4 separate regions of the Homo sapiens genome follow, and all the other regions are linked to region 1. A link is a loop called in an ENCODE intact Hi-C map of the cell type or tissue named here. Cell type or tissue: HCT116. All regions are shown on one strand.

Evidence for each region. Peaks named below come from ENCODE experiments on the same cell type or tissue, not always from the same donor. Only the 100,000 strongest peaks of a DNase experiment are listed, where the experiment ranks them.
Region 2: a loop joins it to region 1, with 15 times the contacts of the local background. A loop is called at or near these places in 14 of 110 quality-filtered maps.
Region 3: it touches region 1 in a loop (3-fold over the local background); 18 of 110 quality-filtered maps call a loop at or near these places.
Region 4: it touches region 1 in a loop (7-fold over the local background); 27 of 110 quality-filtered maps call a loop at or near these places.

What each region holds. Positions count from the first base shown.
Region 1 is chr13:44,238,743-44,246,742 of GRCh38, reverse strand. No RefSeq gene overlaps it. Among named protein-coding and RNA genes, the nearest start is that of MIR8079, 47 kb to the right of the region's middle. In HCT116, a CTCF peak has its summit at 3,282; DNase peaks (open chromatin) are centred at 2,292 and 3,362; H3K4me3 peaks cover 498 bases; H3K27ac peaks cover 2,782 bases.
Region 2 is chr13:43,904,900-43,912,899 of GRCh38, reverse strand. No RefSeq gene overlaps it. Among named protein-coding and RNA genes, the nearest start is that of LACC1, 29 kb to the right of the region's middle. In HCT116, CTCF peaks have their summits at 4,311 (motif pointing left) and 7,276 (motif pointing left); DNase peaks (open chromatin) are centred at 3,900, 4,309 and 7,249.
Region 3 is chr13:44,138,070-44,146,069 of GRCh38, reverse strand. The region is part of intron 1 of LINC00390 (long intergenic non-protein coding RNA 390); the gene reads left to right. SMIM2-AS1 (SMIM2 antisense RNA 1) reads right to left here. Exons shown (of 5, transcript NR_104065.1): 2 at 2,333-2,513. It overlaps SMIM2 (small integral membrane protein 2), which reads left to right. Exons shown (of 3, transcript NR_197392.1): 3 at 2,148-2,920. Among named protein-coding and RNA genes, the nearest start is that of LINC00390, 5.7 kb to the left of the region's middle. RefSeq lists silencers at 2,197-2,391, 3,829-3,978 and enhancers at 4,129-4,338, 4,005-4,964. In HCT116, no CTCF peak of the experiment used is centred here; DNase peaks (open chromatin) are centred at 2,719, 3,721 and 4,079; H3K4me3 peaks cover 2,448 bases; H3K27ac peaks cover 1,536 bases.
Region 4 is chr13:44,310,645-44,318,644 of GRCh38, reverse strand. LOC107984552 (a long non-coding RNA gene) reads right to left here and starts at 7,403. Exons shown (of 3, transcript XR_001749973.2): 1 at 6,554-7,403; 2 at 1,924-1,997; 3 at 377-1,412. RefSeq lists an enhancer at 5,478-6,677. In HCT116, no CTCF peak of the experiment used is centred here; DNase peaks (open chromatin) are centred at 4,694, 5,244, 5,554 and 5,927; H3K4me3 peaks cover 1,345 bases; H3K27ac peaks cover 2,958 bases.

The DNA of each region.
Region 1 (8,000 bases):
TTTCAGTATGAAACTTGGAGGGAGACACACATCTAAACTATATCACCTTCTGAAGCACCTAGCTGGCAAAGGCTGTTTTTTGTTGTTTTTTTTTTTTTTTTTTTGCAGTGGGTGTGTGCTTTAGTGAGTTAATTTTACACCATTGAGTTCCATAGTAACAGACATTGGGTTGCTGTCTTATACCTCACGTGCATCCATGTGAGGGGGTGTTTGAGAACTGTGGGTTCTTTTTAAAGATTATGAAACGATCGGTCCCTTGCTAATTAAGACGTTTTGCCTAATGGGGCAAAAACTGTATTTCATTTGGGGCAGGGGAGGGTCTCAGCAAGGAAGAAAGCCGGAAGCTGAGCTCTCAGTGTGGACTTTTTGGTTCAGTCCTTCTGTCCACACTGCAGGCTGCTTTGCTTCTCTTGGATTTGTGCTGCTTAGGTATGAGCTGCATTCAATGGAGGATGAGAAACGTGCGGAGGCTGGCTCTCTAAGCATCCAAACACCTCTCCCCCTTTGATGTTAGCTCCCAGCACTTCTTGCCATCATAGCAGCAAAGACCATGGGCTCCTTTTCTTTTCTTTCTTTCTTTCTTTTTTTTTTTTTTGAGGCGGAGTCTCCCTCTGTTGCCTGGATGGAGTGCCGTGGCACGATCTCGGCTCACCACAACCTCTGTCTCCTGGGTTCAAGCGATTCTCCTGCCTCAGCCTCCCAAGTAGCTAGAATTACACGTGCCCACTACCACATCTAGCTAATTTTTGTGTGTTTAGTAGAGATGGGGTTTCACCATGTTGGCCAGGCTGGTCTCAAACTCCCGACTTTAAGTGATCTGCTGCCTTGGCCTCCCAAAGTGCTGGGATTACAGGCGTGAGCCACCGCACCCGGTCCATGGGCACCTTTTCTTATGCCCAACTTCTGAAATAACTGGCTTACTTAAAGGCTTGCCAAATGTAGAATGGATAAGTGAAAACATCCCAAGACCAAGACTCATGATAACTAGTTTCTGGTCTTAACTCTAAGAATAAGTAGCTGGAAACTTGGTCAGCACTCAGGGTTTCTGGGCCTCCATATCCTTGTTTTTGAGATGAGAAAGTAAAATCGCAGGTCCCTTCAAACTCAGACCACTGCATATTGTCTCTGCTCCAGGAATTCTTATTTGTAATAATAATAGCTTGTAACTTACATTGTACTTCTGCCTCATAGTGAATCCTAAATGGTAAACCACAAACAGAATCAACCCTGACTTCCTATAGAGCGCCAAGGAGCTGAGAGGTCTCTCTGTCAGGAAAGAGGAAAATTCTATTATTGTTATTGTTATGATTATCAATCATTTATTGGACAACTTGGAATATTCCAGGCACTGTGCTAAATGCTTTATGTATATTATTTCCTTTGATGTTTCAACAATACTGTGGTTTGGTACTTTAATTTTCCTCATTTTATAAACAAGTAAACCAAAGGTCAGAAAGGTTAATCAACTTATCCAGGCTCACATGCTAACAAGTGGTAGAGAGGGATCAAAACCAGGTTTGTGTGGTTTCAAAATCTGTATTTCAGAAAAGATATGTCAAATAGGTATTTACTCTGCACCCAAATGGCGTGTGTGTGTGTGTGTGTGTGTGTGTGTGTGTGTGTGTGTGTGCAGGTATATGAAGGTATTGCTGTCTTGCTGTGAGAGCACTTCTTTTTCCTTTTATCTGCCTCAATTCTGCAGTGGGAAGTCTGTCCATTCCATGGAGATTATCAGCTGAAACAAGGCTGTTTCCCGTCAGACCTGCTTAAGCCATGTCAAGGTGTAAGAGTAACTGGATGCTTTACGTAAACAAAAGGACAAATGAAGGCCAAGCTGGAGTCTCACCTACCTGACTTTTACAGCAGTAAGAGCCTTAATAGGGGCATCAGCGATCTTTATATAAAAACCTAAAATGATTCGCAAAGGGGAAACTGGGATTGTTGGGATTGTTAAAACTTTTGATGACTTTTGTGACCATTAATTACAGTTGCTGAAATGCCTTTCCATAAAGAAGACAACTTCATTCAACTCTTCAATCTCAAGATTACAGCCATTTTCTGCACAGAGAAGGGTACACACTGAGGCATCCACAAGACCTTGATTTCAAACAAATTTGTCTTCCTTTCAGTTAACACTAACAAAGCTACCATTGATGGAAACTAAAGGCATTAAAACCCAGAGCACATCCCCCAGCATGAGAAAATGAATCAGACGATGACCGCTTTGAGAAATGGGCTCTGTGCTGGGACACACTGGGCTGTCTCCTCAGTACAGTCCCAGGCAGGACTTCATTATAAACCGCAGCCCCACCTCACACAGCGCCTCCTCAGCATGACTCACTCACAAAATCATCCCTGCTGGTGGGATGGCCGGCCTCTAACGATGGATTTGCTGTGCTGTTTCATGGAAAACAACAACAACAACAACAAAAAACACACCATAAACCAAAGACTTAATGTCCAGCTGGTGGCTGGGACACCTTGGTGAAGAGGACCCAGTAAACTCAGGGAGGCTAGTGGTGCTGTTTGTGTCTCATGTGGCCCACACCAGCCCACTGGCTGTTCACAATACATTCATCTAGTGTTACTTCAGGGGGCCTCCAGGCCGACCTCCTAACTGAAAACATCATAGACCTTTCACGCAAGTGTTCAACGTGCTGGTGTTTACTCCTGCTGCTGGGCATTCAAAACAACTGCTGATCCCTCATGTTCTCCTTACCTTTGTTCCCCTCCTTGCGAGTTGGGTGTAGGCCCCAATCAGCCTCTGCAGGCCTCTCTGAACCTCATGGTCTGAGTTTGAGGGGACCCAAGAGCTTGCCTTCTTATTTTACAGATGGGGATACAGAGGCCCAGAGACTCTGTGCACCTTGTCAAGGTCCCAGCGCTAAGTCTAGAAACTAGCTGTCATGTCATATCCCTTGGTCTCGGGATATTTTCACTTATCCATTCAACACGTGACAAGCATTTCAATAAGCCAGCTCTTTGAGGAGCTGGGAACAGGGAGATGAAATGGGCCTCTGCCCTGAGCAGCCCCTGGTCTTTGATGTTATGATGGCAAGAAGCACTGGGAGCTAACATCAAAGGGAGAGAGGCCTTCGGATGCTTAGAAAGAGTCTCCCCACAGTTGCTATCCTCCTCTGAATGCGGCTCAAACCAAATCAGCACAAATCCGCTAAATAAAACCACTGGAAAACAAGGTCAAAGTGACAGAGGCCAAGAGCACCAACAAAAGTGCCTTCTTATCCATCTTGGAGCCAAGCTGAAGAGCGGCCCCAAGTGACCAACGGTGGGACTCACGGCTGGGCCTTGTCCCCCCACCCCAGCACAGCCTTGGATGAATCACACACCAGAGAACAACAGGGCTATTTCTCACCAGTCATTTGTCAAGCTGACATCCCTGCCTAGAGTTATTTAGGGCTTTCTAAAGACACTTCTTTCCCTCCCTGCCGCAGGAAGCACCTGCACGGCTGTTGAGTTGTGGTTTTGCTCAATAGCGCTTTGATATCCCTTAAGGCCTTCATCAATTACTCTTCTGTCCCTGATGGGTTGGACTTTGGCTGAGGCAAAGACAGGGAAGCTTAGAGAGGATGATGGAGAGGAAGAGGATGGTGAGTTCCTCTGAGATCTGAGGCCAGCCACTGTCTGGAGGTGGGCTCTTATTGATTTCTGTGGGGGAACCTTCAGGAGAGGACAGTCTGAGTTCTTGGCCAGCTGGACTTGGACCATAACTGCCATGTTCCCATGAGGACAGGTCCCCCTCCTGGAACAGAGCTATGCTCCTGCCAGCTACTTAGAGGAAAAGAGCAGGCCTGTCAGATGAGTGTGACTGGAGCAAACCTGGTCTTCCGATTCAGCTAAATGACATAAGGCAGAGGGGACTTGGAGCGGGATCAGGGAAGAAAAACGGAAATAATGAGAAGACTCAGTGAATGGATCTCTGAAAGCAGTTAGGAGAATTTGAGTTGTTGAGTCTAGAGGAGGCAAGAGTGAACTAAGAATTAGCTTTGATTATAGGCAGAAAAACTGTGCATAAATTAGTGGTCATTTCTACTGAAAATATGGTGTGGGTTGGATTCTTGCTTCCATGGCTGCCCGAGGATTTTGCTCCAGTGTGCTGGCCTGTCTGGGTTATTGCATTATTCTTATTCATGAGGTGGTGGGTCTCCTTCCTTGGAGATTTGCATGAATGGAAATGACATCCTCCCAGATGGAATGGTTTAGGGAAAGTCTTCACGACACATATGTTTCTTCCCTTCAGTTTGCACTGCCCAACATCCCAGCTTGACCCTTATGTCTGAATCAGTTTAGCAGCCTCTTGACTAGTATACAGATGTTCCATCTCTGCCTCCTTCAGTCCACTCTGCCTATGGAGGTCCCACTTATCTTCCTTAAATTCATCTTGGATAATGGCAATGTCCTGCTAAAAATATGTTGATGCCTATTTATTTATTCATCCAACAAATACTGAGCACCTATTGTCTTGAGCACCGATTATGTGCCTGCTGCTTACTCCCGGGCATACAACATGGCACAAAGTGTAGTAGGGCCTCATCAAGGCATTCACTCAGCCTTCCTGTCCTTGTCCTGGAACCTTTTAAGGCCTCATCATCTGCTTTTAACAGATCTTTCTGACCTTTTGCCCACACAAAACCTTTTCTTCCAGCCTAGCCCATTCACCATGATAACCCACCTGGTGTCTTTCTTGTCACCCCAACTTCTGGATAGACTATCCTTATTCGGAGCCCATCTCTCCTGTGAAGCTAACACAAGTCTCCTTGCCTTTAGGAGGATTTCCATGGCCGCTTGGGTTTTAGAATTCTCTAGCACCTCTGTCCCCACAGTGTTTCTTCCTTAGCACTGGGTATGTTCTTCCTGAGTGGAGAGAACTGGCAGCTGCTGTGCCTGCCCTGACCTCCTGTGGCCTCACTCGCCGTGGACAAGTCCTGAGAGAGCTGGAACCTGTGGACATTCTTTCCCTGTCCGTGCTCTGCTGTGGATGATGACAGGGGCAGCTCAGGTGTTTGCTGGGGCTTCCAGAGCATTTGACACCATTAAGAAGACGGAGAGTATACTGAATGTCTAAACTTAAAGGGGGAGAGGCTTTGGGGATCATTTAATAAAACGACCTTGTTTTGCAGATATGGAAACTGAGAACCAGAGAAACTGATTTACCCAAAACCACAAGGTGACGTAGTAGCAGAGTCAAATCTTGTCCACTGTTAAGTTTAGCCTAAAGCTCCCTCCTTATATATTTTAAGTTCATCCTAAAGGTTTCTTCATACATAGTGAGCTGTAACCTAATGGATGTGTGAACAGACTGTAACTTGCTGTTGTGCCAATCATCAAGTTTTGGCCAGTCAAGGCCGTCCAACTGTTTAAATGGTGTTCAATAAGGTAAACACTGAGCTGTGATCAATCTGGCTGTTTCTGTACCTCAATTCTGTTTTCTGTGCATCACTTTCCTTTTTCTGTCCATAAATCTTCTTTGTCACCGTGGCAGCAACAGAGTCCCTCTGAACCTATTCTGGTTCTGGGGCTACCAAGTCATGAATTATTCTTTGCTCAAGTAAACTCTGTTAAATTTAATTTGTCTAAGATTTTTCTTTTAACTAAACTATCCTGTCTCCATATAGTTCAGCAGTTGGAATCCTAAGGAACCTAACATTTCAGGACACACGTAAAACAAATAGAAAGTGTATTAATTTCCTATTGTGCTTGTGACAGATAACCATAGATTTAGTGGCTTACACAAGACAGATTTATTATCTTGCAGTCTGTAGGTCAGAAGTCTAACATGGGTCTTACCAGGCTGAATTCAAAGTGTTGACAGTGCTGTGTTCCTTTCTGGGGGCCCCAGGGAAGAATCTGTGTTTCTACCTTCTCTACTTTCTACAGGCTGCTGGTACCCCTTGTGGCTCCTTCTTCCATCTCCCAGGCCAGCAATGTCAGGCTGAGCTTTTCTCACATTGTCTCATGGACTGACCTAATCTTCTGCCTCCTCCTTCTATTTTTAAAGACCCTTGTGATTACATTGGGCCCATCTGGATAATCCAGGATAATCTCCCATTTTAAGTCATTGTAATAGCAATCTCAATTCCCCTTTGGCCATACAACATTACATATTCATGGGTTCCAGGGATTAGGATGTGAGTATCTCTGGGCAGCCATTATTCTACCTACTACAGGAAAGAGGAAAATGAGGACAAAAACTCCACACACTCTCTCTTGCTTTCTCAATTTCTTTAATTCTCTATGAGGAGAAACAGTTAATTTGAAGATGTTCTAGACCTCTATATTCAACCTCAGGATTTTGTTCTGAGTCATGATCTGGTGAATTTGGTCAAGACACGAAGGAAAGGAATAAAGATGCCAAAACATACAGAAAAGAGGCTCACAAATGTTGACTAAGAGGGTTTAAGAACTAAGAGGAGACCCTCTAGTTTTTGTTTGTTTGTTCTTTTGTTTTTTGAAACTGAGTCTCACTCTGTTGCCCAGGCTGGAGTGCTGTGGTGCAAACTTGGCTCACTGCAACCTCCGCCTCCCAGGTTCAAGCAATTCTCCTGCCTCAGCCTCCTGAGTAGCTGGGATTACAGGTGCATGCCATCACCCCTGGCTAATTTTTGTATTTTTAGTAGAGACGGGGTTTCGCCATGTTGGTCAGGCTGGACTCGAACTCCTGACCTCAAGTGATCCACCCACCTTGGCCTCCCAAAGTTCTGGGATTACAGGCGTGAGCCACCATGCCCAGCTGACTCTCTAGTTTCTAATGGCTTGAGAATTCCCCTCTTTAAGGGTATGGGCTTAATTTGCAAAAGGTGAGTTGATGTGAGACATCTAGATGGAACGCCCAACTTCAAGGCCTATTGGTCAGTAAAATCAGCTAATAAGAGTGGAGGGAGTGGGGGAATGTCCCAGAAAATTTAAGGAAGGAATCAACTAATTTCAAGTTGGAAGGGTTTTACGGACTCATGATCTCACAGAGTCTAAAGGACCTTAGGAACTTCCTTGTCCAGCCTCACACCAAACGCAAGACGGCCATAGATCTTCACCCTTTTTTGTGAGGCTCTGGTTAGGGGTAGGAAATCATCTAGATTCCCTTAGATCTTCTCTAATTCTCTGAGTCCATCACAAATTTCATCTCTAATTAATTATTGGTATTGATGGAAAAATCAGGCAAACGATTCTTTCTGATTTTTTCTCTGCCAGAACACTAGGATGTTGATTGTTACTATATCTTCGTGTGGAGGGTCTAAGATCTCCTAGGCCACATGTAGTATTTAATCCTCACTTATGAGACTGTGAGGACAGGGAGAGAGATCCGAGGGAGGAAATATCTGCTAGCAGACTTGGTGGCCTTCACGGAGGTCTCCTCCTCAGATGTTGTAGTGGCTGTTGTTCAATCTGCCTAGCACCCCTCTCCCACCTCTTCTGGTAACAGACCCAGTTCCTTTAGCTGCTTAGGGGGAACATGTCATAGTGAATGGGCCAATCCACATAATTCCTAGAGGAACTTTTCAATCCTTGTGGGTTGGGAGATGCCTATCTACTCAGGTCACAAGCTTCGGGGAAGTACACGTTGCTGATGGCCACATCCCCACCTTATGGAGAGTGAGCAGGTCTGGGAAGACGGCATCAGACAGGAGCACAAAGGAGAGGGAGGGAGTCCTGAGGGTGTTTTCAGGTCCCTCAGTCCACCATCCTTCGTTATGGTTCAGTTACATGAACAAATACATTTCCCTTTCAGGCTTAAGCTAGTTTAAGATGTATTTCTTCTATTGGCAACCCATGAGTCCTGAGTAATTTAGAATTTTTCATTCTCAGTTTTCCTGCTTTCTAGAGAGTTGGAAGAATGAACTAAAGATCAGAAACTTTTCTTCTCAGAGTCCAACTGGTCCATGATGGTTTGGGGAAGAACCTGCAGAAAGAGAGGGCAGGAAATTAGCAAGGTGAGAAATCACAAAGGTTCTTATATACAGGATCCAGTTGGTGAATTGCAGGGT
Region 2 (8,000 bases), 330 kb after region 1:
CTTCCCTTACATTTTGTGACAGCACTTACTTTTTAGCAGTGACTTTATATTATATGTCTATTTGTTTATTTGCTTATTGTGTACCTCCCTGACTAGAATGTAATCCCATGAGGGCGGGGACTTGGTTTTATTCTCTGCTATATCCCAGCACAGAGAATAAGGTGATGGTGGTATGGTATATATTAGGTATTCAATAAGTATTTGTTAAGTGAATCATTAATGTCCAAATTTATTCTTTCAAATCATTGAGCACTCATTTATGTTATGTAACAGTGCAAAGCAAGCAATAGCTTTAGCTCTAAGAGTGGGATCACTGCAGGCTGCCTGGGTTATTTACCACACAGCACGCGGAGGTGAAGGGCACAATGGTGAGAGGGTGGAGAAGTGGCAGCAATTCTAATTTGTGCCCAAATAAGGGAATGGCAAATCCAGTCTAGTTTAAGACAGTTGAGGTTGGGATGGGGAAAACAATGGGATGGGTGGGCCTCAGCATAGGGGCACAGCTTCATAACTATCAGGTGAAGAATAGAGACAACAGGACTCCAAATACAAACAAGGCAATCCAGAGAAACTATCAGATGTTCTGAAGCAGAAGAAAATTTGCCTAGCCCACAGGCGACCCACAGGAACCCAGAGCCTGGTTCCTTGATTTCCGCATAGGCTCATGGCCACCTGCAGATGCTGGATGCTCAATCCAGAATCAGCTGTGGGGATAGGGCTGGGGCAGGTTCTCTGGGGAATGCAAAAATAAATATAATCTCTACCTTCAAAGAGGCTGCAGATTTATAGGAGATGCTAAGACACAGCTAATAGAAGTAAAAGCATTACGTAACATGTAATGTGCTCAGCAGAGCCGTGAAATCACAGCAAATTATATCTGTAAAGGAGGCTATTTATGGATTGTGTTTAAATATAGAACTAGTCTCTTGGGTGCAAGAAAAAGAACAATTTACTAGTTACATATCTCTTCATTTGCAAAATGTAGGGTTTAGAAAGAATTCTTTTTTATGTTTCCTTCCAGTGCTAAATTGCTATGATTCTTAATTCACATACATGTAAGCCTATATAGGTAAACTTGTATACATAGATAATAAAATCTCATTAATTTGGACTTTGATTATTTTGAACTTATGACCAACCATCAAAGTAAGGCTAGTTGAATTTTCATTTTATTTTATCAGTAATATTAGTAGCTTGTTCAAAAAGAGTGTAGACAAATTATAAAAGGAATGCTTACCAACTTTAAAGAACAAACTGTTTTCAAAGCATTTAGAACTCCTATTTGCAAACAAATAGCTGAAGTGGATGTCAGCCACTTGGACTGATGTTTTGATGCATTTCATACAGATCCCTGAACTAGGGCCGCTTGGAGAGAAGGGAGTTGACACACCAGGTCCCTGACCCTCATCTCACCTCAGAGCACCAGGAAGCCAGAGCTTGCCTTGACTGAGGACAAAACCAGAGGAAATCATTTGCAGAAGCACCGGGCCTGGCAGATTATGCCCTGAGCCTCCTGCTGTATTTCTTGCTTTGGCAGAACAAACTTTTTTAACAAAGAAGATGCAGTCTTCTTTAGGTTATTGTGTAAAATTCATCCATTGAAAATGTTTCTTGAATGTCTACTACATTTATCGAATGTGCAGGAGGCACTATTATATATCCTTATTACATTATAGATTTTCAGTACCAAGTGTTTATTTCATTTACAGCTCTTGAGGATATATTTTATCTTATTATTCACAGTTAATTGTAATAAAAGTTTCAATTGTATTACCTCAAAAGGCTACATGTGGACCTCACAGGCAAATGGGGATGTTACTAAAAGGAGAAACAAGGGTGATTATGTAATACTAAAATTTATCAAAAGCTTTTATGACTAAGGTCAGAAAAGCTGAAAATCAAAATGAGATGCAAATTGAAAAATGCCAGGAAGGGAATGAAAAAACAGAATCTGGAAACCACAGAAGTAAAAATTTTCATTATACCTTAGACAAATCATCACAAAGTTGATCCCAAATTGAAGATACATATAAGAAAGTAGTGGGAGGCCGAGGCGGGCGGATCACAAGGTCAGGAGATCGAGACCATCCTGGCTAACACGGTGAAACCCCGTCTCTACTAAAAAAAAATACAAAAAATTAGCCGGGCAAGGTGGCGGGTGCCTGTAGTCCCAGCTACTAGGGCGGCTGAGGCAGGAGAATGGCGTGAACCCCGAGGGGCGGAGCCTGCAGTGAGCCGAGATCGCGCCACTGCACTCCAACCTGGGCGACAGCGAGACTCCGTCTCAAAAAAAAAAAAAAAAAAGAAAGTAGTAATAGGAATTATACAACCCCCCTCAGATGAATTTAGTCACCCTCTGTGACTGAGCCAAAAGGCTAATCAAGAGAGGCCAAGGTCTTCAATCTCCCTTGAACGCACCAAAGTCATTCGAACCAGATGTTTTTCCTGATGCTGCTTTCTTCACCCACTGTCTGACTTTGCAGCTATTGTTCTATCTTCAGATCCTTGCTGCAGTTCTAGCTTCTTGGTGCAGCCCTTCCTAATTCCTCCTACCCAAAATGAGAGCCACTTTCTGGATGCCCCGGAAACCTTACAACATTGCAGTTTACCACTAAATGGTTCTCTAGTGAGTATGGAGTTCTTCTGGATTAGGCTACAAATACCTTACTTGCAGAATTCATACTGTAAACATTTTAGTGATTTATTAACTTGTAAGAAAAGTCTTACAAGACATAAAAATTTAGTCATATTAAGTAAATATTGAATGAATGGCATTTGTCAAAAATAAAAACTGTAGAAAAATAAAACCACTTTGGAAAATTTGGGATGTAAGGTTCATAATACCCATTGCACCTAACTCCTTATAAGACATAAAGGAGGCACTTTTGGCTGACAAATCGATTGATGAATGAATGGTAGTAAGAAAGTTTTCTTTACTGAGACCTTTCATTCTAACCTACATATTAATGTATGAAATTGATTAGTGCAAATAATCATACAGTCATCTCAAAGTAAACTCAAAACATTCACCACCACCACCACTACCACCACCACCCCCTAAAAGCTGCTCAGCCTCCTGTATCCTTTTATGCCTAGTTAAAGGCATCACTCCTCACTCAGTGACCTAAGCCAGGAACCTGGCAGTCACAAAGTACTTTCTCCTTATTCCCATATTTGATTCCTCACCAAATTCTGTTGACTGTCTCAGATCCATCCCTGCCTCTCCTTCAGCACAGATTTTACTTGGTTCAGGCCTTAACATCCCCACCCACCCAGACTCTAGGGTTATTTCCCAGCTGGTTGCACATATCTGGTCTCACCTCTCTCCAATCCATGCCACATCCAGCCAGAGAGGATCTAAAATGCAAATCTGTTCACATCATCCCCTTTCTGTATCTTGTAATGGTTCTAATGCCTAAAAGATAAAGTCCTAACTTCTTTGCATGTCCTTCAAGGGCCCTTTTAATCTGGTTTCAGCCTTTCTTTTTAAAATCAACTTTGGCCACTTGCCTATATGCATCATACCTTCTTCCCATCTAAAATTTCAGAGTCTAAAATTGTCAGACTTGAAGTGCCAATGCATTTTATCTCACTGTGTAGGACAATATTTGACCCTGTATCCATTTAAACTAGTTGACTTACCTCTATATCTAAACCAAGGACCAATTTATTTCTTGATCACCTCTGCAAAGCTGATACTTTGGTCACCACGATGGCTGGTAAATGCCCCTAATATAGCAATTATTTGATCGTATACGCATTTAACCTACTAGAACTTCTCTACTGTCAGAAGGGCAGGGAGGGACATAGCAGATGCTGGCATGTGAGGAAAGTATATAGTTTGGCATTTCATATATCAGCATCACCATAACAACCACTCAAATATTTGTTGAACATTGGTGAGTCAATGATGAAAGAGTTTAGAAGAAGGAATTTCAGGGAAATGGAACAGCAGGAGCAGAGGCAGCAGTGAACTTGCAGTAGGCTAAGAACAACCCAAGGTAGTTTTTTTTTTCCCTGACACTGCTAAATTGAAGGTTTTTATAAAGGAGCTAAAGATGAGGAAAGTAGCCAATCTGAATAAGCTGTGACTCAATAAGTAGAAGATGAAACCAAAACATACCTCAAAAACTTCTGCCTGGGAGACTGGAAGATTGGTGACACCTTGATGGAAAACAGTAAGACTGAATTGTACATTCAGACCAGTTCTCACCATCTGAATTTGAAAAAGAAAAAAAAAGTCTAAGAGGAAAAACTGAATAGTTACTACAAATTACCTACAAACGTCCTTGCCAGTATGAGGATTTATGCCACCTGGTGGCAGTTTATCTAATTTTGTTATTCAATTCTTTACAATAGTGCAAACTCTCAAAATTTGTACTTACAAACTTGAGCACTGTGTCAGGCATGAAGGAGCTATTAAATTTTTTTTGTAGAATAAATGGATGAGTGGAATGTGTAAATAAATTATTCAATGAAGCAAAGCTCTGTGATGAAAAAAGCTCTGATCCAAAGGTCAAGACAGTTGGCATCTAGTTTCACACTAACTGTCGAGTGATTCCCAGGAGGTCACAGACCTCTCTCCCAGCTCTACCATTCCTGACTTTATATTGGGGTTTTAGTTTATTTATCTAAAAAAAATGATATGTAAAAATTTCTTACAGTTATAGTATTTGAGTTTTTTATATATAAATTATATATATATAACAATATGTTATATATAGCACAAACTCAACAAAAACTCAAATATAACTGTAAGAAATTTTTACATATCTTTTTTGTTATATATGTATATTGGGATTTTTATTTGAAAAATTATTAGCTGAGTTCAAAAGTCCTTGAAGAGTCACAACATCAGAGGGTCTGTCAGGAGTGATATGTACACTTCTGGCAGTTGAATTTGAACTCACAGCTGGAGGAAACTTGCTGGTTCTAAGTTCTCTTCTGATTATGTCATCATTGTTTCTCTTTAGCCAGATGTTTCTAATGATAGCTTTCTAGATGACATTCCTCCTATTTTGTCCAGCCTCCGAATCCCCTCCTACACAGCACATTTGACCCCTTCCTATGAGTATCCAGGCCATACTCACAGGTGGGGTTTGAAGGGTGAGTACACACTGCTATGTGGATTTTTTTCTTTTTAGGCTAATATTATGTTTAATAAATGGGATTATGCTATTGTATGTATTTGTCTAATTTTCTCAGCTAAAGCAAAAGATCTATCCAAAAGGAGGCTTTTTAAAAAGTCGTATTCCTAATACAAGGTCTTTATGCAATAGACACTCAGTGTGTCCTTTTCAATACTGATCTTTATGATGAGAGTTAAAAAGCATTATCCAATTTAGGGACCAGGGAGGGGCTATATAAGATGATTCGGAAGTACTAGTAGTGCCAGCAAGTAGCAGCGTGCTAAAATCACACCCCACAATAGTGGGAGTACGTCAAAGGGACACAGGAACCCAACTGAAAAAGCACCAATGGCCAATTTAAGAAAAACAAATAAAATAATATTAGATTATAATCTAAAGTATATAATAAATATCCATGAGTTCATACTAACTTAAATAAATGATTGAATAATGGGAGAGAGTAGACAAATCTCAGGTATAGAAGAATTTGTAATAATTGATGTAGATACTCCACCGTCACAGTGTGAAACACAACCCTCCACTCTTTAAGTGTGGGCTCTGCACACACTGCTATAGAGTGTAGTATGGGAAGGCCAATGAAAGAGTAACCTTGTGATAGAAAAACCTGGCAAACACTGCCTCAGTCAGACTATCAACAAATGCTAAGTCAGGTTGGTAGCACATACCCTCCATGTGAGGTAATGAGAATAGCACGTTACCTCTGTGGTCTTCCTCCCCCAAATCCATATCTTCACCCTAATCATGAGAGAAACATCAGACAAATCCCAATTGAAGGACATTCTGTTAATACAAAATACCTGGCCAGTGCTCCTCAAAGCTGCCAAGGTCATGAAAAATAAAGTCTGAGAAACTGTGATAGCCAAGAAGAATCTAAGGAGATATGACAAATAAATTGTAATAAATTATCCTGGATGGGATCCTAGAACAGAAAAAGAACACTAGGTGAAAACAAAGGAAATCTGAATAAAGTATGGAATTTAGTTAATAATAATGTATCAATATTGGGTCATTAATCACAACAAATGTACCAAACTAATGTAAGATGTTTCTAATAAATGAAACTGAGTGTTGGGTGTATGGGAACTCTGCACTATCTGTGCAACTCTCTGTAAAAAGTTTATTTTAAAAAATGGGTCAAATCTCCCATCACACTCATCAGAAACTAGTGCCATGTTCGGAGATGCAAGGAAACGTCAAACTATTACTAAATATCTTTTGGAAAATTAGATAGCAGAAAACTAGATAGGATATTTTAAAAGCAAGAATCTTTCCTTTGAGGCAGGAGGAAGATAAAAGATGGCTTAAGAGCAGTTATATATTTTTTATTTGAAAAAAGTATAGTTCATTAAAGAAAATATAGGAAAAACTACACAAATGCAGAAAAAGGAAACAAAAGCTTTCATAATTTCACCATCTAACACAACTAAGTTAGTATTTTATTTTCAGTTTTTAAAATATGTTTATTTTTGTGATTTCTTCTCATAGTTGTAGTCCTACCTGATTACACAATTTAATTTCTTGGAAGGTTTTCCCTCTCTTCATTGAAGACAATCTTACGTAGAGCAAGTTAATTGGTGCCATTCTGCATTTCAGACAGAATTAATTTAAGTGAAAGAGAACCATATGACTTTGCAAGACTATGTGAATATCTAGAATCTGCTCTATTTGTCTAGGAGGTAGTGCAGAACTAAAGGGGTACATATGGTACTATACAGAAGCTTAAAGGTCTATCTCTTGATTTCACTGTGGAGAGGGTATGATATTTAAGAAACAAAATGGAGAAAGGGAAAAGTCTATCACCAGGCAAGTTCCTTAGAACTAAGAGATAGGTTACAGAAATAAGAGGTAGGATAATAGGTATTTACCAGTTCTCATGCTAAGAGTATTGTTGGCAGAAGAAAGAATATGATTGAGAGTAAATGGTAGGAAGTATATAATATTAACATTATTATAATCTCCATAATCATCTCTAGGGAGGAGCTTGCATTCAGACAATACTGTTTCTTAAGATTCACTACAATGGCTATTTTCCAGATAAAAAAAGTTTGACATCTTTAAATTCCGTTAGATTGAGGCAACTAGAAACAGTAAATATTCTTGAGTACATACTGCCACCCAGTGGATATATCTGTGTGATGCACAAAGCATTTGCGAACGAAGAGGACAAAGAGGTTTTGACTATGATGCTAGTGTTAAAGCTTTGCTTGCATTCAGTGAAGGCCATAGATCCTATGTAATCCCAAACTGAATTACACCACTCATTCAAAATTCTAGACTAGACTTTAATACACATTTTCAAAGTATTCTGATAAATATTACCAGAGGCTTTTGGCAATGGGAGAAAAATATTATGTGTGCTTACCAACACTATAGATACTAACTTCTTATTAATATTAATAAAACTAATGTCAGTGAATTTCCAATAAGATGAATCAGAGATACTCAACTTCTAGTAAGGAAGGAAGAGGGATGTCATAGCAGAGACTAGACAGTGGAAAAATTTGGCAAACACTGCCTCAGTCATATGATCAACAATACTAAGTCATATTGGTAGTATATACCTTGGATATGGTAATCTTGACTGCCTTGGATGCTAAGAACTCTGGCATGAAGTCTAAGAGAATTACACTTTTGGCATAATAATCTTGGATTTCCCTTTATCTGAAAGCTACTAAAGGTTTACTAGAGTGGAAATACACGCAGACAATGGATGGAATTTGGGTCATTTAAATGAATATTGAGACCATATTTATGTAGAGACTTCCTAGGGAGTCCTGGTATTCTGTAGATAAGTCCAATTATATTTGTGTTTCCTAAAAAGGAATAATACAATTTACGGAACTGAAATAA
Region 3 (8,000 bases), 100 kb after region 1:
TGTTTTTTAACCCAGCACGTGGTTCTCACCAGATGCTGAGCAGATGTTGGCACCATCCTTCTCATACTTCCCAGACTGCACAGCTGTGAGCTAAATAAACCTCTTTTCTTTATAAATTACCTAGGCTTAGGTATTCTATTATAGCAACATTGAACAGACTTAGAAAAGTCCTCAAGGCAACACATACTTTTGACATCTACTTAGACACACAGATTAAAAGGTTACATAACCACATCTCTTTCTAGAGATAGGTTGCAAATGAATGTTTTCATCCATAACATTTCAAGTAATACATTGAAACCTCATCAATTCAGACTAATGGGAGCAGGAAAGAAAAAGTTTCTTTTAAATTTGTGGTATATTTCAATTTCAGGCTTTTTTCCCCAGGCCAGTTTATTTTGACATCTACCAAGCACCTACCATGTGCTAGGTATGGTCCTGGACACAACACTGGCTATATGAATGTAAATACGACATGGTTCCTGACTTGGAGACGCCTAAAGCCCTTTGATAAATGCCTTTCTGTAGACTTAATATACCTATATTCACTCTAAATATAACTTGTTTCTTTAAATCATATGGTTATCTCTGCCTGGTTTTGTCTGGAACTTTCCTTCCTGCCTTTCCTATTTGGTTAATTATTACTTGTCTTTCCCACATCAAAACCTTCTCTGGCTAAGACCACACCTCTCCTTCTCTTCCTCCTTTCCTTCCCCAGAATCATTCTCTCTGTTCCTCTTCTGTTTCCCCAGGGCCCTCCCTATAGCCTTGTCCACTGCACCATCCTCACTCCTTTCCCACTATTCTGTGTGTTCCTTCAGGGCAGTGACCATCATTTTATTCTGTCTTTCTAGCACAGTGACTGACACATGGGAGATGCTCAATGATTTCTGATATTGTTACAATGAATGAATAAATAAATGAAACTAGAATTTTTAACTGGAGATCCTGCAAGCCTCTTTTTAATGAATTGTTTATAATTGGGAACACTCACTCCTAGAGACCTAGGCCCCCAAAGTTCCTCATTCTCCCCCAGTCAACTAAGTTAACATCTCTTAGAATATCTTATTACCTCAGGATTTTATTAGATTCAGCCATAGGAAATTGCTATGTTTTGTGCATCAAAAACAGCTGAACATCAGCACATCATACAGTTCAAACTAATACTTAACAAATCTGCTCAATACTAATGGTGCCAAGGTGAACATCAAAGTGTCCATATTCAAATGTTCTAGGTTCCAAATGAGAAGACTGGTTTCCTTATCTCATTCTGGGTCTCCCTGGCTTATGTCTCCAAAGCTATTCAGAATGGTCTGCTAAGCCTGCTGCTTCTTTCAGCTTTCCTGACTGGGTCCACAAATGCTTAGAGAGCTGTGCAGAAATCATCCTTTTTAGAGTCACTTATGAAAGGTTAGCACTTATAGCCAATTAGCAAAAGCCCAGTACAAAGCAAATCTATAATAATTGTCTTTGCATACCATGTGGCACAATAGCTATTATTCATGCCATAGAGAGAATATCCAGTTGTTGGATGGAGGGGCTTGGGAAATGGTAGTTTGGTGAGGTCCCAATCTTGCTGGAAAGGGAGTCACATTGCTTGTCCTTGGGCCTTTAAGTCTGCAGCCCTGCTCTTGTCCTATATGGCCAACCCTCCCCACACCTCACCCCAGGACCAAGCTTTTGTGAGCTTCACAGCCTTTGCTGGAGACTTTGCTCCATTTCCAAAGCAAGTGGTGCCACTGACTCTCAGCCTCTTGCCTCATTTCCTGTCTATCTCACGTTCACCCCTTAAATCTCACAACCAATATTTCTCTACAGGAATCACCCTAGACTTCCCTCCTTCATGGAGACTGCATTTTCTCTGGTCACTCAAAATATCATTTCAGGATGTTGACAGATCACTTGGGACCCAACCCCCGCACTACTTTTACTTGGCTGATGTTGTCCAGTGCCCCTCTCTGTTCTTTACCAGTCCCAGAGAAAATGATTGAGAGCTAATTGATCCAAAGGGGCAGAAAAAGGGATGAGAACATAGGCCTGCCTCCCAAAGGATCTTCCTTTTGCCATAGGTCAGGTTCAAATGTCATATAACATTGGTCAAAACTCAGCCTCCACTCACCCCTCTCCTCACATCTCATATTCCCCAGGCTGACCTGGAAAGGTGGAGGAAAAGAAGGCAGAAGGGAGAGATGAAGCCCAAGAACCTGAGTATTTTTCTCAGGCAAGACTCAGGACTGCTCTGGACATTCAGAAGCTGAGTGTGCAAGTGTGCTGTGTAGTTCAAGGCCACCACCACTGAAGAGGCCAAGGACACCTTAGTAGGAATTCTAACCTGGCTTCCAGGGAGAGGTGCTTCCAAATTGGCCCTGTAGGCAAATTCACTTTTTTCACCCTCTAAGCGAGTAAGTGCTTGTTCCCAATTTCCATGGTTTAGTCTTCAGTTTCAGTCTTTGGTCTCCTCTGGTCTATCAGCTCCCATCTCTCTCCCAGTCTTTTTCTTTATTCTGTGACACCTGTTGAATGAGGCACATAGGGTTTGTAGTCACTGTAGTGTTCCTTGTGGTTGTGAGGTAATAGGCTAATATTATCACTTTCTCAGAAAGTCTTCAAAATTATCATGAGGAGGTGATGCATTCATCTGCTGGGAGGTGTCTGTGTGGTCAGATAAGATGATGGCTACATTCCATTCCTATCCTGTCATTCAATCATTCTTCCTCCAGGGAGCCACTGAGGGACGTGATAGTCCAAAGCACTCAGCTAAAACGGAATTGCAAACATGGTACCCACAACTTTGGTTTCTTATCATCCATTTGTATATCTGCATGTAGTCTGTCTCTGATTTAGGGTTTAGGTTCCTCTGTATTTTTTTTTCTTTTCCTGCCCTTTGAGAGTTTAATAAAAGCCAGAAGCATCTTGTAAATGGTGACACAAGAATCATTATCAAATACACCTCTTGCACAATAATATATAGTACAAACATTAAGGTGTGTGGCTTTATCAGCTAGATTGCGTGAATGTAAAACAGCTCCCACATTTTTTAGCTAGATAGGTATTTAACGTCTCTGTAAAATGGGAATTATAATAGGATGTACCTTAGTGTTCACTGTAAAGATTAAGTGACTTAATGTATACAAGCACTTACAACAGTCTCTGGCAAATAGATGACAAAATATATATTATCCATAACAGATGTGGTGGAAATATTTATTATCTCTCTTAAGAGTGTTCCTCTGCAGTTTAGAACTCAGGGACCCCCTTGAAGATGCCCCTGGATCTCCCGAAGTCTCTGGACCTCTAAGAATCCCTAGTTTAGCAGAAAGAGTCCCAGACTAGAGGTCAGAAGACCTGGGAATGTTCATAGCCCCATACACACCATTAAGAGCCGACCACGGGCCAGTCCTCTTACTAGATTCTGCTGTCAGTTTACGAATTCTTCACCAGTTATGCAAGGTGGCTATCTTTTCCCCATTTCACAGACGAAATAAATTCAGAAGGGTTTAACGACGTAGTTAATGCTAGGAGCAGAAAACACGGGTCTGTCCGAGCCACTGTTAAGATCCTCCTTTAAAATCCCGCCACATGGTTCTGAGAGTCAATCTCTCTTATTTCTGTCGGCGTCAAACAGGAATATCACTACCTTGCCCACCTCACAGGGTGAGATTCCAACTAGAAAGTGTTTATGCAAGTCCGCCGTGGGTCGCGAAACGGCGGCTGCCGTCGGAACTGCGATGCCAAACACAGTAAACCTCAAGGACAAGCGAGCCGAGCCGAGCCGAGCCGAGCCGAGCCGAGCCGAGCCGAGCCGAGCCGAGCCGAGCCGAGCCGAGCCGAGCCGAGCCGAGCCGAGCCGAGCCGAGCCGAGCCGAGCCGAGCCGAGCCGAGCCGAGCCGAGCCGAGCCGAGCCGAGCCGAGCCGAGCCGAGCCGAGCCGAGCCGAGGAGGCTTGGGATCCCTCCTCCAGGCCCGAAGCCGGAGTCCGGCGCGCGGCTGAGTGGCAGGTGCACTAGCCAATAGAGCTGGGGGAGGCGGAGCGGGCGGGGCTGCCCTTTGGCCGCGCTCGGCCTTGTGGGAGAGCTAGTGGCTGCTGGCTTGTGCGCGCCGGTCTCATCGCTGCTGAGGGTCAGCAGAGAGCCGCGGCCTGTGGGGCGTTGTCTAATCCCAGAGCGCTGACTGCGGGCACCGAGAATCCTGGCGTTAGTCCAAGGGGCCTGGCGAAATCTCGTTAACGAGTACTGCAGGCTGTTGGTGAAGTCACGACGTAGTGCCAGTGGCCTCGTCCCGCTCTGCTCAAGGGACCCTCACAGGCTGTGGAATCCGGGCGTCGGGACCTCCGGGGACCTGGGCCTTCTGCTTCCACTCTCATTCCTGAATGTTAAAGGGGCAGGGCCGGACCGGTAACAAGGGAAGGCTGGAGAAATAGCAGGGACGGATTTTCCTCCCGGAAACACATTTGCAGGCCTCCTAGAAGGAAAAATCTAGAAACAGTGGGATTGGGGAAAGAACGACGTGGCGGTTCTCATGTCTTGATGGGATCCCCCTTTGCCCTTGGGACACCAACATCTCTCACCTGCTTTATCGTCATAATCTTCTGACTGGATTTCCTGCCCCAAGATTTGCCCATTCCTGTCAGGCCCACTCCAGCCCAGGGTGATTGCTGCCAAATGCTGCTGATCACTACATTCCCCAACTTAAATACCTTTACAGAGTTCCCCGTTGCCCTCGAGACAAAGGCCTGACACTGAACTTAGCTCTTGAGGCAATGGAGGTTCCGGCTTCCTGATTACTGTTCCAGCCCCATTTCTGACCACTTTCCACTCTGTTTCCCCCAGTCAGGGGTTTATGAGATTAATAAATGGATGAACAAGCTATTTCTAGAAATATCAGCAATATTATCAGAGTAAAAGGAACCATTATAATCTGAATGACGATGAAAACCTATTGTGCTCATGTATCACTTCAGATGGGGAAGTCAACTCTGTCCTGGAATCCAGGGAACCTGAATTCTTATGTTTGCTCAGCTACTAGATTTTTCGCATAATCTGCCACATGTTGCATCCAGTCTTTGTTCCTTAATTTATAAAATAGGGCCAGTGAAGGAATGTTTTCTATACTCATATCTTTATCTTTATGAGCTACTTCAAAGATAAATCCAACAGAACAGGGAGAAGCACTTTACACATTCAAAGTATTACTAATGTGTAACAAGATAGACGCCATGATACACACCATGAATTACCTTTAAAATCCTTTTCTGGGACACATAGAACTTGCACTTTATATATCATGTAAGACAGTGGTCCCCAACCTTTTTGGCACCAGGGACTGGTTTTATGGAAGACAGTTTTTCCACAGACCAGGGTGGAGGTGGGGAGAACGCTTTTGGGATGATTCAAGCACATTAGATTTATTGTGCCTTATTATTATTACATTGCAATATATAGTGAAATATACAGCGCACCATAATGAAGAATCAGTGGGAGCCCTGAGCTTGTTTTCCTGCAGCTACACGGTCCCAACTGGGGGTGATGGGAAGCAGTGAGAGATCATCAGGCATTATATTCTCCTAAGGAGCGTCCAACCTAGATCCCTGGCAGGTGCAGTTCACAATAGGGTTTGCACTCCTATGAGCATCTAACGCTGCTGCTGATCTGATGGGAGGCAGAGCTCAGGCGGCAATGCAAACAATGGGGAGTGGCTGTAAATACAGATGAAGCTTCGCTTGCTTGCCTGCTGCTCACCTGCTGTGCGGCTCAGTTCCTAATAGGCCATGGACTGGTACCAATAGGTGGCCTGAGGGTTGGGATCCCCTGATATATGATACCCGAGGTTTATCTTTATATCAGGCATGCATTTAAAACACCCCACAGATTTCTTTTCTTACGGCTGCATTTGAGGAGCAGCCTGGCTTATAAGCCTTGACTACTTCTGCTCACCACCTGTACTTTAAATAGAAGGAGCCATGGGGGCCTGGAGAGAAGATGTAGAAGAAGGTATTAGCTAAGGAACCCAGCTTGGATGAGGTTAAGATGGTTTTGACTTGAAACTTTAAGAATTAATGGCCACAGAGGAATTGGAATACCATGAAAAATATTAGAATGTGGAGTCATGGGCTGCTGTAGGTCCTTGCTCACACCACTGTCTTAAACACCTCATTTTCTCTACCTTCAGTGCCCTTTCCCAATCTGGGGTGCTTCTCTCCCTTTCTTCCCCCAACCTCCCAACATGCATACATTTTTCACTTAGCTAACCCTTGGGAGATATAATACATGTTGCATGAATGAATAAAGAAATGAAAAACTGATAGATGGATGAAATGGACACCATGGGCATGAAACCAGAAGATCTGAGTTCTTTCTTGGATCAGCACAACAACCTTGTGAAATAAGTGGGGCAAAAATTTATGGTGCCATTTTACAAGTGAGGAGACTGAGGTTCAGAAAGTTAAGTGACTTAGTTGAAGACACTTAACAAAGTGGCAGAACTGGCCCTTAACCCTTAGGATTTTTTTTTACTCCCACAACATCATAATTCTTGAAGGCAAGAAAGTCTTAATTTCCACATTTTCAACTGAAAACAAGCCTTCTTTAAAGAAAGGAATGTATACACACCTGTCTCCTTCAGCACCTCCCCACCTAGGCAAGTGATTGCAGAGGCAAGCCAGTATTCACAGGCTAATTTTACAGACAAGTCTAAATGGAAAGTAGCACCTGTTAGGAACATACTCAAGAAGAACTGGACCTCATGAAATTTCAGCCCACTTTTGTGCACTCTTCTAGTGGAAGACTTCTGCACAGTTCTCTGTGTATCAACAGAGTCTGGTTTCATGGCAGGGGAGGAACTGAAGGAGGAAAGAAAGAGAGAAATAATACAGCATATTTTTTCAGAACTATTTCTCCAGAAACACTGAATAATTCAAAGGGCAAGGGCAATTCAGTGATCAGAAGTGCAGCAGTGAATGAGCTCTAAAAAATAGAACCACTCTTTAGGTCTCCAAGGGACAAGATAAATGAGAAACTTTGGGCATGAAAATGTTGATGTGAGCTCATACGCCTCACCTTTTTTGCTTGCTGTGATTCACATCTGTTCCTATAGACTGAAGCTACACTTCCTAGGTTTTGAACCCTGGCTCTACCACAAGCTAGCTTTGTAATGATTCTTAACCTTAACTTTGCCTATTCCCATCTCATAAAATGGGGATAATAATAATTAATACCTCCCTTGTTGGATGTTGTGAGAATTAAATGAATTCATTGATATGAATTCCCTTAGATCAGTGTCTAGCACATTGTTAATGGTATTGTCACTATCTTCATTACAGCTGCCTCTTGGTAATTGAAACAGAGCATATACTTTTAAGATAGTTATTTTCAACGGGGTTTTTAAAAAGAGGGAAAGATTGGCCAGATCATCTGAGGTGCTTTTACACATTCTGGCTTTCCTCCCCCATTTTCCATTTCTACCCTCCTGGAAATTAAGATTGTTTAGGTCTGTGAGCTGGGTCTGGTGGCTCACATGTGTAATTCCAGCGACTTGGGAGGCTGAGGCTCTGAGAGGATCACTTGAAGACAGGAGTTTGAGACCAGCCTAGGCAACATAAAGAGACACCCATCTCTCAAAAAAAAATTTTTTTTTAAAGTTAACCAAGAGTAGTGACACATGCCTGCAATCCCACAATCCCAGCTATTCAGGAGGCAGAGGTAGAGGATTGCTTGAACCCAGGAGTTAAAGATTGCAGTGAGCCGTGAGCATGCCTCCGCACTCCAGCCTGGGCAACGGAATCAGACCCTAACTCTAAAAAAAAAAAAAAAAAGATGATAGGTCTGTGATGGGGCATGGGCATGTGTATTTAGAAAAGGCAAATATGGGCCGGGTGTGGTGGCTCACGCCTGTAATCCTAGCACTTTGGAAGGCCTGGGTGGGCAGATCACAAGGTCAGGAGATCGAGACCCTCCTGGCCATCATGGTGAAACTCCATCTCTACTAGTAATACAAAAATTAGCT
Region 4 (8,000 bases), 72 kb before region 1:
CTGCTCATGAAAACTAATGATCACTGAGCACCGACTGTGTGGAAATTTCCTTTGGTCTTCAAACAGCTCTTTGTGGCAGGTGCAATGATTATCCCCATTTTTCAGATGAGGTAACAGGCATAAAAAGGAGAGGTAATTTGCCCACAATCACCCAGCTAATTAGTGGCAGATCTGGGATTTAGTCCAAGTCTGTCTGACTCCAGGACCACTGCAGCTGTTGACTTGGAAACCCTTCGGGACTTTATGCATACCAGAGACAGACTAGAAAACTCTTGGAATGAGTAGGTTCTTGGTAATCACACAGACCTGGGTTTGGATCCTGGCTTTTTGTATCAGCCAAGATGCTTTTGATGAAAATGAAAGAGAACCTGACTCATCCCAGCACAGATGCTTAGGAAATTTATTATCTCATAACACGAAGTCCAGAAGTTGGGCTAGCTGTGGGTTGGTGGGGTTGGCAGCTAAGTGGTGTCATCAAGGACGCTTGCCATCTTTCCCCCTTGCCTGTTTGCCATCCTCGGTGTTATTCTCCTCGGGAGCAGAATGCATTCACATTGTTGCTAGACCAGAAGAGAGAGATCTCTGACTGGGGAGCCCGCTCTCAGGAAAGGGAAACTTTCCCTGGGAGACTTCCAGCAGAAATATGTCCCAGGAATATTCTTGAACTCATTCTTGGCTGGGGATCATGTAGCCTGATTACTTTATATTAGCATGATGTGCATGAATGGCAGGGAGTCAACCACGATGCTCATTACACTCTGTTCTTAGTCACCTAACTTGTTTACATTTCCATTTCTTCATCTGTAAGGTGGCAGATTTGAGGATGCAGTGGGATAAGGGTTGGATGCGGCTGGCCAATGGGCAACATTCAGTAGTTATTAGTTGAGTATGTCAGTTAGTGGGGGAAGTGTGCTGGTTGTATAAGCCTGGGCTCTCTGGGGTGCAATCTTAGTCTGCTTAATACTTTTCACCAATCCTCACGCTTGCAGTGATAGAGTGACAACTTGGTAAAGAATGAAGTGCTAGTATTTCCCAAATTTTTAACTGTTCTTTTCTCCTTCTTCTTGTCCTGAACCTTTACTCCACTTCTTTATTGAATTTATAGAGTTGATAATAAAAATACATAAACCCAGAGTTTTAAGATGTTATAGAGCTCCATTATTAAAAAGTGAAAATTGGACTTCACTGAGAATTCACAATTTTCAAGATCCAAGCAAAATGTGGTAATTTCTGCTGTTTCCCACCCCTGCCAGGCTTTGTTACTTGTGTTCCTTTAAGGAGATTTCTGGTTTATTCTTTAATGCTAGAATTTATTTCTCTGTGTTATTATTCAATTCTTACATATACTAGGTGAAAAACAATGAGTTTTTACAAATTGTAGAATTCATGCACCTAAACAGTTGTGGTTCTTCCTGTAAAAACAGAAAGCATACATGTTATGGACTGAACGTTTGTGTCCCTGCCAAATTCATGTTGAAGCTTTAATTCCCAGTGTGGCTATATTTGGACACAGGGCCTCTAAGAAATTAATTAAGGTTAAATGAAGTTCTAGGGGTGGCACCCTGATCCGGTTGGATGTGTGTGCTTAGAGGAAGAGACACCAGAGAGCTTGCTCTCTCTCTTTTCCCCATGTGAGGACACAGTGAGAAGGCAGCAGTCTGCAAGCCAAGAAGGGAGCCCTCACCAGGACCTGACCATGCTAGCACCTTGATCTTGGACTTGTAGCCTCCTGAATTGTGAGAAAATACATTTCTGTTGTTTAAGCCACCCAGTCAATGGTATTTTGTAATGGCAGCCCAAGCTGAATAATATAATTCATTTTCTCAGTTAAGTGTTCCTGTATGACTGAGTCTCCCCTGGAACAGTATCAGACACTGCCTCTGACTATTTTGCATACTAATGTGTGGGCTGAGCTACTCTTACCCATTCTGTGTGTTCTCCCCATCTCTGGTGCACATGCATGTGACAGAATGTTATCTGGAGGTCAACTTTAGGATCTGTGAAAAACAAGAAAAAGAAAACTGGTTTGCAGTGCATGTTAGCATGAATACATGATTCCTTCCCTCCTTCTGTCCTTTCTGCCTCTCCCTTCTTTCCTACCTCCTAGTGTCACATGGATCAAACCACTGAATGTAACTTGTAGTTCCTGTCGAATCAATCAGTGAGGTCACAGAAATCATAGGCATGTTTTGTCATTTGAGTGAATGAGCCTTGGTCCCACATTGAAAACAAAGTACTAGTGCATCTTACCAGTGTATGTGGGTACAAAGACACCACTGATTTTGGCATCCCTGGTTGAATGTCAAGGGATACGGATAGGAAGTATAATGTGGTTACTTCTATAGCCAGTTCTTGCTTAATTCTCCAGGCTTTACCCGTTTGTTGCAACCCCAAAGCCCTGCAAATACATTACAAACTATAAAATATCAATGGATTAAAGGCAACGGGGTTCAACCTACAAGAATATGACAACAGGGTAATAAATTGTTTGTGTGCATTTTATTGTGAAAAAAATACATAATACTTAGAAATGTTTTAAAAGAAAACTACTACCTAGATTTCTTTCACCCAAGTACAATTGTCTTTGTTTTTTATGTTTCTGGACAGCTATGGCTGTATGTCTAAATTTTCAAATTGTTGTAATCATAACGCATATGTACTTCTGAATAGAAGTAGATTGGAAGCATTCTTGAACTTGACATTCTCAATTTCAATTATTTGCCTAGGACTTCAAAGATCACAGTGGTTTGTAATGTTGAGGGCTTTGATTTGGAAATGGCTAGATTTTAAAGCTGATGGGCTGGGTGTGGTGGCTCACACTTGTAATCCCAACACTTTGGGAGGCTGAGGGGGGCAGATCACGAGGTCAGGAGTTCAAGACCAGCCTGGCCAACATAGTGAAAATACAAAAAATTAGCTGGGCATGGTGGTGGGCACCTGTAATCACAGCTACTTGGGAGGCTGAGGCAGGAAAATCGCTTGAACCCGGGAGGCGGAGGTTGCAGTTAACTGAGATCGCACCATTGCACTCCAGCCTGAGCGAACGTGCGAGCCTCCGTCTCAAAACACACACACACAAAAAGCTGGTGTGCAAGAAAGTAAGAATCACACAGTCAGTAAACAAGCCCAGCCCACCATTGGTGGGACCAGCATTTCAACACAGCTTTTGTGCTTTCATATGAAGCTTGCAAAGAACTCTCATGACGTGATAAAGACGTTGTTTCTTTGCAGATTTAGGTAAATTTAGTTAAGTAGCCTAATGATGTAATATAATGCATTCTAGAATTTATTTTATTGGCAGAATTTATTTTTATAGCTTTATAAGCAAATCCTGAGTTTATAGACTCCTTAAGAGTCTTGAGGGGTTACTTAACATTTTTAGCTATTGCATTTTAAAGGGAAAATTGTATGCTACAATGGTTTCCACTTATTTGGGAATTTGCAGAGATATTAGGCTATACACCTTGTGAATATCAATAGTGTACTGTATTCTATCTTTTCACGTGACAGTTTACTTCTTATAAATATTTTCCCATGGTGTTACATAATCCCCATAAAGATCATATTAAATGGCTACACAATATTCCATTGATTTGTTGTATGATCATTTACCAAACCATTGTACTACCACTCTACATTTAAATTGTTTTCAGTTTAGCACTACTCAAGATAATGTTACAATGATAAACTTTTTGTCTCCTTTTGAAATATTTTCTAGGGATACATTCCTAGAGGTGGGTAAAAGAGGATGGACATTTTAAAAGAGGGTTGACTTTTGGTATATATTATTATATTGTTTTCCAAAAGATGTATGACCATTTACAATATGACCATCAATATATTAATACCAGTCGAGTGATGCAAAGTAGACAGCATTGCACATAATGACTAAGGTTTTCTGTTAGTTAAATGGGTATATAATGATTCAGTATTATTGCTTTACTTTCCAATGCTTTGACTTGTGCCTAAGTTGAACATTGTAAATTTATGTAGAATTTAAAGTTCTCTTTTAAATGATTGTTAAAGCAAACTAAATATAGACTGAGAATATATTCCATATTTGAGTCCTTGTGGACAGACTGCAACCAATTTAATAGGTAGACAAGATTGAAAACCTAACTTAGGAGTATGCACCTGTAACAATAGCTGAGTCTTGGCCAATCCTAGCAGCCATACTTCAACCACTCATACACTGCTGAGTGTTCAAACTGTGTTCAAGTAAGGCAAATGCAGAGTTGTAACCAATCCAACTGTTTCTGTATGTCACCTTTGATTTCTGTATGTCACTTCCCTTTTTTTGGTCTATAAATTTGTGTTCTGACTACGAGGCACCCCTGGAGTCTCTCTGAATTGGTTGTGATTCTGGGGGCTACCAGATTCATGAATCATTCATTGCTCAATTAAACTCCTTTAAATTTAATGCGGTTGAAGTTTTTCCTTTAACATGACGTATTTGTTCGTATCCTTTGCTGGACTTCTTTTAGAGGCTCATCCTGAGCTTTGGAGTCGAGGATTTGAATCCCAACTCTGCTATTTACTACCTGTGTGATCTTAAGCAAGTTAGTAAACTTTCCCAGTCTCTGTTTCCTCCTCTGGAAAGTGAGGATAGTCATGTGTCTCTCATAGAGTTGTTGAAGGATTCATCAGGATGGCACATGTGCAGAAGTACTGAGCACACACATTAAAATGACTCATTAGTTGTTAGTCACGCTACATGGGTTTGGTTTGTTGGTTGGTTTTTACCCCAGTCTGATCCCTCAGTGGCTTTCCTGTGCCTCTGGAGATAAACCCTTCTTGGCCTCTCAGTAGCCTGACCACCTCTCTTGTCTATGCTCATTCTGCCAAATCCACCCTTCACGGGAAGTGTCTCAAATATTTCTCTGCTTCAGAATTCTATCTATGCCTTCCTACCAGCAGTCCCTCTACTCATTGACCCCACCAAACTTCTTTATCTAGAAAACTCTGAATCACCCTTTAAAACATAGCCTCCAGAAGCTTCCCTGCTCCTCCAGCCTCCCTTTACTCCTCTCTCTTCCGTAGACCCATGTGTATCTCTCTATAGCATTTACTGAACTATACTACATTGTCAATTGACTTGTTATTTTCCTCAGATAGACTCTAAACCTCATGTGAGTAAAAACCATGTTTTATTTGATTTTACAGCCTCACTTGTAGCACAGGGCTTGCCATGTGGAAAGTGTTCAATAAATATTTGTTGAATGAATGAATCAGTACCTACATTACTCATCAGGCATGGATCCAAATGTCTCAAAGAGGAAAGAAAAGTCACTTTCACAGAGCAACCATTTGCCATCACTGGAATTGGTTGGATTTAGAGCAGCATAATGAGAGAAAGGGTTTCACTCAACAAGGGACAGCTGGAGATGTGTAAATTGTGGAACTACAAAATATCTATGTATGTGCTCTTAGTAACCTGCAATCACCAGTCATGGTTCTGAATGATGTTCTAAAACCTCTGAGACATTGCTGTAGGCTACCGTGTTCAACAGTGGGTGATGCATACACTGAGGGCAAACCACAAAGAGGAATCCCTAAATTATGATGGGCAGTGGTTGCATTGAAGGAAGTGATTAATCCCCCAAGATGAATATTTTCAAAGTGGCAACATCTATTTGGATGACTAAGTTCTGATTCAATTGTCTGAAAAATAAAAATTGATACATGCTTTGGCACATCTCTTAAGTGGTTAAAAAATACACACGTAAGGGGCATGGGTAGAGTCTAGCATGGGAAACCTTGGAATAAGCAAAACTAGAGTTAGATCTTGAAAGAAATGGGTAAGTGGGGAGTAAGCTTTTCTAACAAAAATAAGACATGAGGTGGGGAAAGAGTGAGGGGTCAGTTTCGGGTGAAGCAGAGGGGTAAGGGTGGAGTAGGATAGGGGGCTTACAGAGGTGCTAGAAGGCCACCTCAGGAATTCCTTGTTAGTGCAACTGTGCAGCTGAATGAGGGAAAGCCAGGGGCCTACTGCCTTCTAGGATGGGCTCCTAGAAGCAAAGCCTTGGATAGGATTTGGATGTGTGTGCTTTACTGAAGAGGTGTTCTCAGGAAATATCGACTAGGGAGTGAGAGGAGCAAGATAGAAGAGGGGAAGGAACTCAGCGAAGATCAGGTCTCAGGTGGAGATTAACCTCAGCTCTGTCCACTGGGGGGATTGGGTAGTCTCTTCATGAGCCCACTTCAGAATTGTGCCTGTCTTGAGGCCAGGGGGCTGGCCCTTTGTGCCATCACTGGCTGTTGGCCATCCTCAGAGGCAGAGTGCGGTTAACCTCCCCGCTGAGGTGCTCTGGTCAGCCAAGGGCAAACCTCCAGAAAAGGGGAGCAGCTGTGGGTAGAGAACAACCAAATTCTCAGCAGCCAGGAGATGGGAGCCCCACAGGGCAGAGAGGGGATCTGGATGAGGCCCAAACATCTCTATCTACATTCATGGTCACAGCTGATGAATTATTTTCTTCCCATTGCACATGGCTGCATCCCTGCCCCTTTTTAGGACTTTACTCAAATGTCTCCGTAAAGCTGTCTGTGGACTTACCAGTATGGAGGAGTGATCTCTTTCTTTAGATGTCCTAAGATGCTTCATCCATCCATACGTCACCTGCTAGATGGTCAGCTCCCCAGTATCAGGTCCTGTGTCTCATTCAGTTTTGTTGATCCCAGCACGGTGGCCAGCACATGGGCAGCGGGTGGTGGGGGGAGGTTCAGGATAAATGTGGTTAGAATGACAGAATGATGCTGTAGCCCCAAACAGGAAAGACTTCGGCTGTAAATCCATTTTTTTCTAGGTTGGGTCCTAAATGCTCTTGGTTTATTATCAGAACATAGCTCTGCTAAGTCCTTTATAATCTTGCTTTTCCCCCTTGAGCATTAATATAATCTTTTTTCTATCCCTTTGCCTGTGTACTACTAGTACAGCTTGCACAGTCGTGAAATTATAGCAATTCTGGAACGGCAACTTCGGGTGTTTTGTAGGATGCTTTCAGAAGACTAGCTTTTGAGCTACCCAGTGTTCAATCTCGCAGATGAATGTTGGGCCTATGAATTTCGTATTGAAGTGATGTATTTGACATGCCCATGAATACATGCGTCTGCCACACTGTGGCCTGCAGCCAGGCTGCAATGCTGAGCCTGCCTTCTGGATCCTCTTTTGAGAAGTCCCTGTAGAAAGCCTGCTAATTGCTTACCAGCAGTGGAGCAAGATGCCTTGGAAATTGCCCCATTGAACCTTCTTTTGCCCTTCAAAATGTCCTGGTGTTGCCTCTGTACTTCACATACTGAAGAAGGACCATGTAGAGGTCATGTAGGGCTTCCCAAGGCAGCATGGAGCCAGTCACCGTGGCCTGCAAGCTTCAGCTTGCTGAGTGTTTGGTCTCAAGGTGGAGAGTGGTGGGGGTTGGCAAGGAGCCTGTATTCTGGCAGAAGGACAGCATTTTCTGTACATGTTCTTTTGGAAGAACATTCAGGATGGTATGTGTTTCATCACACTATGCAACCTGATATATCCTGGGCAGGCTGGATTCATTATTTACCTTGTATAGTTTAATCAAACCGAATCTCCTTAAAAATGTTATTGGCAGAGGTGGGGAGTAGGTATTCCATGAAGCCTCTGCTGCCAAGTGTTAGAGTGCTTGACTTTTCATAATCCACACCGTCTGAAGGCCAAACATGTCATCTATTCAACTTAAGGGAAATTAAGTGATTCAGAAAAAACAGTGAATTCTGATTTCTTTTCTAGATTGAGGATCTGTATGTGGTCAGGTTTTTTTTTTTTTTTTTTTTTTTTCTTGAACAAAGCTACTTGCTGGCCAGAGAGAGGCAAATAAATAAGTCACTTACCACAGGCAACCAGGGTGCCCATTTGGGACTGGGTGATGTTCGTCGTGATGGGACTAATTAACTCTGGAAATGCTGAACAGGTCATGGTTAAGACCCTTTTGAAATGATTGGTGCCAGGCTTTTCCTGGGCATTAGTCCCTGTCCTC